2 separate regions of the Homo sapiens genome follow, and region 2 is linked to region 1. The links are chromatin contacts, found by Hi-C or POLR2A ChIA-PET in ENCODE. All regions are on one chromosome and are shown on one strand. Each heading gives the region's core, a stretch centred on a gene start or an enhancer-like site at or near the end of the contact. The rest is flanking DNA. Distances are from core to core; before and after follow the strand shown. Region 1 holds the start of TRAPPC3 (trafficking protein particle complex subunit 3). Region 2 holds the start of AGO3 (argonaute RISC catalytic component 3).

Region 1 (4,044 bases), core at 967-3,466:
AGGAGGGTTGGGATTTGGGAATGATGGAAACCATACTGAGAATCCTTGGAACAGCTGTCTAAGGAGTTTTGTTGTTGTTGTTGTTGTTTTGAGACAAGGTTTCAGTTCTGTCACCCAGGCTGGAGTGCAGTAGTGCAAACATGGCTCACTGCACCCTCCACCTCCTGGGCTCAAGCAATCTTCCCACCTTAACCTTCCTAGTAGCTGGGGGCCAGAGGTGCACACCACAATGCTCAGCTGGTTGTTGTTTTTTTTAATTTTTATTTATTTTTGTTAAAAAAGTAAATAAACAAAAGAGTGGCTATTTCATAACAGAACAGCCTTTTTAAAAATTATTTTTTATGGAGATGGGGGTCTCACTATGTTGCCCAGGCTGGTCTCAAACTCCTGGGCTAAAGTGTTCCTCCTGCCTTTGCCTCCCAATGTGCTGGGGTTACTGGCATGAGCCACTGTGCTCGGCCTAAGAAGCCTTTAAGAACCTATCTGAGTGAGGAGGGGATCATATAGATCAACCTGAGATGGCCCCCACCCCCACTGTTCATTCAGGACTAATGACACTGCAAGTCCCAAAGAGAAAGAGACGCCAAGAGGAGGAATCCCAGGCAGAGAGAGGCAAAATCTCGGAGGCTGTTGGACAGGCAGGGAAAGGCTCCACCTCCACTCTCTCTAGAACCGCCCTGCTTGACAGCAGGCAGGGTGGGGTTGGGTGGCTGGCTGTGAGTGTGACTCAGGTTTCTGTGGGCAGCCAAGGGCAGCCGGCAGGGAGGAGCCCAGACCGACAGACCGGCTGGCCAACTGCAGCTTTCACCTCAGCTGTCCTCTGTCCTGGGAATGCAGAGGGCTCTTGTCTAGCTGAGCTGGCCCTTGGGGGCTAGTTGACTCCTGCTTTCCTCCCCCAACCCCAACCAACCCTCAAGTTCCTTCCCAGAGCCCTCGGCCCTTGGCTCCCTCCCCTGTGGCATTACACAGGATGGAGAGTGAGGGGTCACTGCCTCTAGGGAGGAAACAGAATGTCTGGGGAAAAGGGTATAATAATGATTGGTCCTGCACCCTGAGGGAGGGACTGGGGGAACCCTGGGCACCAGCTTGCAGCCTCAGCGGCCCCCCAGCCCTCCCTAGCCTGGCTGGCTCGTGTCTGGACAGGCTGGTTGTCATGGTGAGGGCTAGGGGCCAGAATGCAGCTGCTACAGTCAGGCTACCAGGCCTAAGTGAACAGAGAGTGCTCAGGGACCCCCCAGCCCAGCTTCCTCAGAGTTGACCAGCTGAGAGACCGCGGGAGCTGAAACCAAAGAGCTGTGGTCAGGGACTATAGACTTCCCCTTGGTGATGGGTGAGAGTTCAGCCAGCACATTCCCTTCGTGTTTCTGGTGCCTGTTTGTTGGCTTGTTTTTGGAGGGTGGCTGGAAGGGAATACACGTTTCTTTTATGCCTTTTATGCGCCCAAGTGCTGGGCATGCGTGGCTCACCAGTCTTTACAACAACTGAGAGAGATTTAGCAACTTGCCTAAAATGGCAAAGCTGGGATTAGAACTCAGAACTGACGGCCACGACAGTTAGTGATCTTTGTTTTCTGGGAACCAGGCAGTGTAGCTGTTCTAGGGGGAGGGAGGGGGAGAAAGTGACTTGAACTTTACCTAAAAGACTGGATATTCCATCACGAGGCCACAGGTGGTAGAAGGCAGGTGCTGGCATCATTTGGGGTTTGGCAGTCTGAAGAGAAAGACACTAGCGAAATGCTTGGCACATAGTAGGTCATTAAATATTTTTCTAATGAAGAAGCCAATTCTGTGTGAGTCATTGCTAGTTTTCTGGGACATCTTGGGAGCTTCTGGAGCTGAATCGCAACAGCGGAAGACGCTAGCTCGAAAGAGGGACTTTCCAAGACCAACCCCGGCGAGAGAGGAATTTGTGGAGCATCATCTCTGAGCCGGGCGCGGGGGGAGGGGGACAAGGAGGAAGCGTGTGTGTGACCCAGGATTACCGAAGGCTGCGGACGCCACCCAGCGGCCAGGATGCTGCCCAGCGCAAGCTGGGCTCTACCAGGCAGGCGCGCGCGGAGCACTCCGGGAGTTGTAGTTGACTGTGTTAAGAGGCGGTGCTGCCAAAGGGGCTGTTGGGTGTTGTAGTCTGACGTTTGTTGGGCGGGAGTTGCCCACGTCGGCCGGACCACTAGTCCCGTGGTGCCCCGCGGGAGGCCGCGCAGGCGCAGTGAGTCAGTGCCGGTCGGTCTTGTGGGCTGAGGGGCAGCGGCTTAGGCTCCGGCGTCTGCAGGGGTCGCCGAGCTAACCCGTGGCTAGGCGAGTGGGGCGGGGCGGCCGGCACCATGTCGAGGCAGGCGAACCGTGGCACCGAGAGCAAGAAAATGGTAACTTGGAGCGCGTGACCTCGGCGGGCGGGGCGAAATTGAGGCGTACAGGGAAGGGGCCCGGCGCCGAGCGCGAGGTGCGTTTGGAAAAGGGCCTTCCTGTGAGCTCTGGCAAGGGGAAGCCTCTTGCTGGGTCACTCCGGGGGCGTTCCAGGCAGGTGAGGGGACCGTCGGAGAAGTTCCCCGGAGGAGACCCCGCCCCCAAGGCCTGAGTGCAGCTCTGTGCTAAGCCAACAACAACGACGGTAATAAATACCAATAACTGCCACTTAACTTCTCTCTTACTATGTGTTGGGCACCGGGCCACGCACGTTACAGCATCTCAGTTAATCTGCAGAGTAGCCCCTATCAGATGGATAACATTGCCGTTTTACAGCTTGGAGAGCTTACGTAATTTGCCCATATTTACACCTGGGAAGTTAGGATTTGGACCCGTGTTTAACTCCAAAGCTAATGCTAGGAGCTGACTGTTAGGCTTTACTCTTAGGCTACAGTGTCTCGTACTGTGGCGTGGGTATTGTGAGAGATGTTCAGATACTGGTCGTGCCAGAAAGGAACGTTTTATTCAATGGAATAAGAGATGGGCCAGAGTAAGCAGTGAGTGGTGCCCCTCTAATGGAGTGGGTGGCTCCCTTCTTTCCCAGGGAATAGTTTGGACACCATATGGTCCTATAAAGTTGGACTAGGGGCTGGGGCTGCAGACTTAGGTCATTTTTCTTTCGTTCTTCCCTCCCTCCCCCCGCCCCCAGACGAAATCTCTGTCACCCGGGGTGGAGTGCAGTGGCACTAACTTGGCTCACTGCAACCTCTGCCTCCCAGGTTCAAGCAGTTCTTCTGCCTCAGCCTCCCGAGTAGCTGGGATTACAGGTGTCCACCACCACGCCTGGCTGATTTTTGTATTTTTAGTAGAGATGGGGTTTCACCATGTTGGCCAGGCTGGTCTCGAACTCCTGACCTCAGGTGATCCGCCTGTCTCGGCCTCCCAAAGTGCTGGGATTACAGGCGTGAGCCACTGCGCCTGACCAATTTTTGTATTTTTAGTAGAGACGGGGTTTCACCATGTTGGCCAGCCTGGTCTCGAACTCGTGGCCTTAAGTGATCTGCCTGTTCAGGCTCCCAAAGTGCTGGGATTACAGGGGTGAGCCACCACACCCGGCCAAAAGACGAGAATATTTTGTTAGGAAACAATGTCAGGTAAGGGGAAACACATGGACCTTGGTTGGAATTCTGACTTACTTGATTGATCTTCAATTTCTTTATCTATAAAATGGGGATAGTAATGTCTACCTAATATTAAATGGGATGGTGTAAAATGTGAGGGGCATGGTAAATGTTTCTTTCTCCTTTTCCTATGAGATGAGTAGAGGTCTTCCTGGTTAGTTTTTGTACTTTGCTCTCATTTTATCCATTTTTTAAGCCTGAAATCAATATTGAAATCTTTAACAAAAATCTGCAGACTCTACCCCCAGCCCCCAGTATTCTTCGTTTCAGTGAAGTAAGGTAATTAGGGAGGGGCAGCAGCATACTCCTGCCCTCAAGGCTCTTGGAACTCCCTTCTTCTAGATAGTCACTTAGCCCACTCCTGCCTTCATTCATAGTTACTCAAATGTCACCTCCTTTGAGAGGCCTTCCCTCCTGATTACCTGCCTAATTCTCTAACCTCTAACTCTATGCTGGTT
Region 2 (4,044 bases), core at 1,455-3,954, 220 kb after region 1:
GATGATTCCTGAGAATCTCCACAAAAAAGAAAAACTTATGGCAGAATTGGAAAGCCAAGATTCAATACTGAGTCAATAGACTTTTTGAGAACATTTATACTAAAATTTTAAAATCAAAATACGTGTCAAATGATGATTTTTTTTTTTTTTTTTTTTTTTTTTTTTTTTGAGACAGGGTCTTGCTCCGTCACCCAGGCTGGAGTTAGTGGCGCGATCATAGCTCACTGCAATCTCTGCCTTCTGGGCTCAATCCATTCTCCTGCCTCAGCCTCCCAAGTAGCTAGGACTGGAGACATGTGCCACAATTCTCGGCTAAGTTTTCTGTTTTTTGTAGAGGCAGGTCTCACTATGTTACCTAGGCTGGTCTCCAACTGCTGGGCTCAAGCGATCATCCTTCCTCAGCCTCCCAAAGTGCTGAGATTACAGGCATGAACCACCACACCCAGCCTAAATTATGGATTTAAAATTTAGTTGCACAGCTATGCTTTCAACTTAAAGCTAAGCATACCAATTATATACAAGTCTCAGGAATAATGAAAATTTTGTTTCTGATGACAATCTTGAGCCAAAGTATAGCTTATCTTCATTATTAGGCTACATTCAATCATGTATAAACTGTACTGAAGAAAAAACTTTACTTTTCAAGAGACCCAGGCATATAGTTGATAATCTAACTACACACTTCCCCAAATGTGAAGACAGCTAAATGGGTATCCATTTCAGCAATGGGACACCCAAAAAAGAAGAGGTAAAATGTATTTTCTGAGCTGTACTTGGCTTAGTTGTACCAGTTGACTAGGTGGTTTGATGTAACAAATGTTTTCTAAGACATTTCCCATATATATGGGCACAATATCATATGAAAAACCCTAAGGAGAAAAAGAAAAAACTTTAAAAACTTTTTTGAAATATCTTTAAAAGTTTTGGGATGATTAATAAAGGGTCTGACCTTCATGACTTGTTTTCCAGACTTGACAACAGGACAGTTATGTACAAAGATCACCTATGGTCCCAAATAATCACATCTCCTGTACAGTAAAACAGTAGTATGGTAATTTTTTTAAAAGGGCAGGACAGTTTCAGAAATACACAAATCAAAACTGAATAAGAGTCGAAATCTTTTCACAATCCAGACAGACCTTTTAAGACGATATGGGGGAAAGCGAAACAATGGAGCAGGAAAAAGAGATATGGTCTAAATTGATTAGAGAAACTTCCATGTAACAAAATTTGTAAAAAAAAAAAAAAAAAATTTGTAACTCTCTCCCCATCTCATCTCCCCAGTTTGAGTGCTTTTTTGCAACCATTTGACACGTAATCTATTCAACAAAGTTCTTAGCTATCGTTATGTCACTGGTTTCTTTTACGTAAGTTTTTCTTATATCAAATTGGCAAAAAGAGATATGGAATTCAGGAACTTGTAACACCATTAGTAACAAGACAGCCCCGCAAATATTTTGAAAATTAATTTACGAACTTGTGATCGTCTGAAGCATACTTTCAAATTTAATAAGCCAAGCATGATCATTTGTTAGGCAAACCGTTATGCAACACCTTTCTGTCCCTGAATTAATTACTTTAGAACCATAAACAATACTTTTCCTTTTTTAAGGACAAGTACTATCCATGTTGCAATTTTCTCTTAAGACTGCAAAACTGCTGCTCTTGCCCCCAGAGATAAAGCAGTTTTCTTAAATTCCAAATTTCCAGGAATATGACAACTACTTCTCTAAGGAATAGAGAATGAAAAAAAATATACTGTCAGCAATTTTAAGAACCACCTCCTCGTATAAGCAGGGATCCAGGCTGCTATGACATTTCCAAGCTCCTCAGAAACTATCTACCATGCTGCCACAAACAACAGAAAAGAACTCGAGGGTAGGAGCAATGCCATGTTGAATTTAACGTTGCACCAACACCTCCTTCGAACTTAATCTGAAGTTATCCGTTATCTCAGCCTATCTTCACAACTATCCTAAGAGGTAGGTAAGGGAGCTGGCTGGCTGCCCAGCCTCTACGGAACACACAACCTGGCTAAAGGACACGCACTCCAACTAGACAATGGCAAACCATTCTAAAGTCTAGAAGAAGGGTACTCCAGCAAAGAGTAATGCCGCCTAGATAACCCCAAACTTAAATCCTCCAAGCGTTTCCCCGCCTCGCAGTTTCGCCGACTCAGGGGCCCCCGGGGAACTGGGGCTGGGCTGCGGGGAGGTCGCGGAGGAGCAGGGCGAGGGGCGGGAGACCGAGCGATGCCCGCCCGACGCTCACCTCGCGCACCTGGGCCGGGCGGGAGGAGCAGGGATGCTCAGAGGACAGTAGCTGGGTGACATCCCCTACCTGGCCCAGCTACTCTGACTCACCTGCGGAGCCGATTTCCATTCATGGAGCTGGGGGGAGTGCTTCGAGGGAGAACGGAGCCCGCCACTGGCGGCAAGGAGGCGGCCCGGGGGGCGACGCGGCGCGACGCGACGGGCACTCTCACTCGGCCCCGAGGCGGGGGCGGCGACGGCTTCCCCTGAGCAACCGCACTCCGAAAGCTCTGGGCCGGAAGAGTCGCGGACGGAAAACGGCACAGGACTAGGCGAGAGGAAGGGGAGATGTGAGGCGCGGACAGAGGGGAGTCCCGTCCGGAAGTTGCATCGCCCGCGGCCGCCGACGCTCCCACCGCTCCTCCACGACTGCGGGCCGCCGCCGCCGACCTGCCCGGGGCCGCCCCGGAAGCTCGCCGGCGTCAGTTCCGCTGCCTGGCTTGCCCGGCGTCCTCGCCTCGCCTCTGGGCCCCGAGCCGTGCCGGAGCGACGTCGGGGCAGGAGCGGCCGGCGCGGAGGACGCCGGGGAGGTGTCCGGGAGCCGGGCCACATGCGGCGGGCTCGGCCGTACCCCGCCGGGCCGTGCCGGCCGGAGACAACGCGGAGGGGCAGGACTACTCGCGCCGCACGAGTGGGGGCGGTGCCTGTCTGCGACGACGTCGCGGCTGGCGGCGGGGCTTACCTGAGGAGTAGCCTACCTGGAGCCGGCGGGTGAAGGACCCCGAACTGCCGCGGAGGCCCCGAGCCGAGCCCGCTGGGGTAGGGCCACCCTCCTTCCTGAGCCCCCGCCACGCCCAGTCCGATCCACCCCACGCGCCGCCTCCTCACAGGCGGTCAAGTGACCACCGCAATTGACCTAAGTCCTAGGCTGCTTTAACGACCATTTTTAGGAAAAAAAAAATGTATTATAGTTTGGAAAAGATGACTAACAAACAGGACACTACACAAACATCAGATCGAGTAATTTCCATGTTTAAAACTCTTTAATAGCGCCTCGTCACACTTGAAAACCCAAACTCCTTTCCAGGGTGAAAACGCACGGCGTAAATGGGCCCCGCCTGTGCTACAGCTATACTGGTTGGCTTCCAATTCTCCCAACGGGCCAACCGCTGCTTTTTTCTGACTTGGAGCTTCTCTGCTTTTGGTTCCCTTGGCCAGGAACCCTCTCTCTCTTCTCCACCCTCCCCTTACGCCCTACCCCACAGCTTTTTTTTGCGTCTCAACGAAAGACATCTGAGACGCCTTTTCCGGACCACCCATCTATGGTGGGGCACCTGTTAGTCTACTACAGTATTGCCTTGGTAGCCCTTTGCCCAGTCTGTTATTTATTTACTACTTGTGTGCCCCCCACCTCACTTGAATGTCAGGCAAATATTAGGTCCTTAATAAATATTTGTTGCCTTAATGAAACATACTATTTTATTCAGGCTGAGGAATCATTCATAATTTCTCCCCATGTCCCTATGCTTCAGTAATACGGTTTTTTTTAATCAAAATAATTTTTTAAAGAGGAAAAGGAGAAAGAATATCCTATCTTCAGTTCCCCTCACTGTGGGACTTTGGATCAGTCACTTGATCTCTCTGGGCTTCAATTTTCTTATCTGAAAAATTGAGAGAACAGCATGTACCTTACACAGTTTGTAAGGTTAGGTAATATACATAAAGCACAGAGAAAATCCTCCCCAAATGTTAGTGAATAACACAAGTATTTACTATTTACCATTTTAAAGTA

Evidence for each region. Hi-C counts contacts between places; a loop is a spot of excess contacts on that map. ChIA-PET counts read pairs that join two places held with the same protein, here RNA polymerase II (POLR2A). Pooled maps may share reads with other maps.
Region 2: a map of CD8-positive, alpha-beta T cell shows a loop between it and region 1 (17-fold over the local background). The contact joins the promoter of AGO3 here to the promoter of TRAPPC3 in region 1. A Hi-C loop is called at or near these places in 5 of 168 maps with a recorded cell type or tissue (CD4-positive, alpha-beta T cell, CD4-positive, alpha-beta memory T cell, CD8-positive, alpha-beta T cell and 1 more), 10 of 37 single-sample maps with no recorded cell type and 16 of 50 pooled maps. POLR2A ChIA-PET finds 5 or more read pairs at or near these places in 9 of 52 experiments (A673, CD4-positive, alpha-beta T cell, HEK293 and 6 more).

The regions. Positions count from the first base shown.
Region 1 is chr1:36,147,658-36,151,701 of GRCh38, reverse strand. TRAPPC3 (trafficking protein particle complex subunit 3) reads left to right here and starts at 2,216. Exons shown (of 5, transcript NM_014408.5): 1 at 2,216-2,365. The coding sequence starts at 2,324. RefSeq lists enhancers at 1,663-2,322, 2,453-2,532, 1,886-2,546.
Region 2 is chr1:35,929,765-35,933,808 of GRCh38, reverse strand. It overlaps AGO3 (argonaute RISC catalytic component 3), which reads right to left and starts at 2,704. Exons shown (of 19, transcript NM_024852.4): 1 at 2,364-2,704. The coding sequence starts at 2,382. It overlaps AGO1 (argonaute RISC component 1), which reads right to left. Exons shown (of 19, transcript NM_012199.5): 19 at 3,277-4,044. RefSeq lists enhancers at 1,517-2,039, 2,040-2,564, 2,565-3,088 and silencers at 2,202-2,541, 2,552-3,061.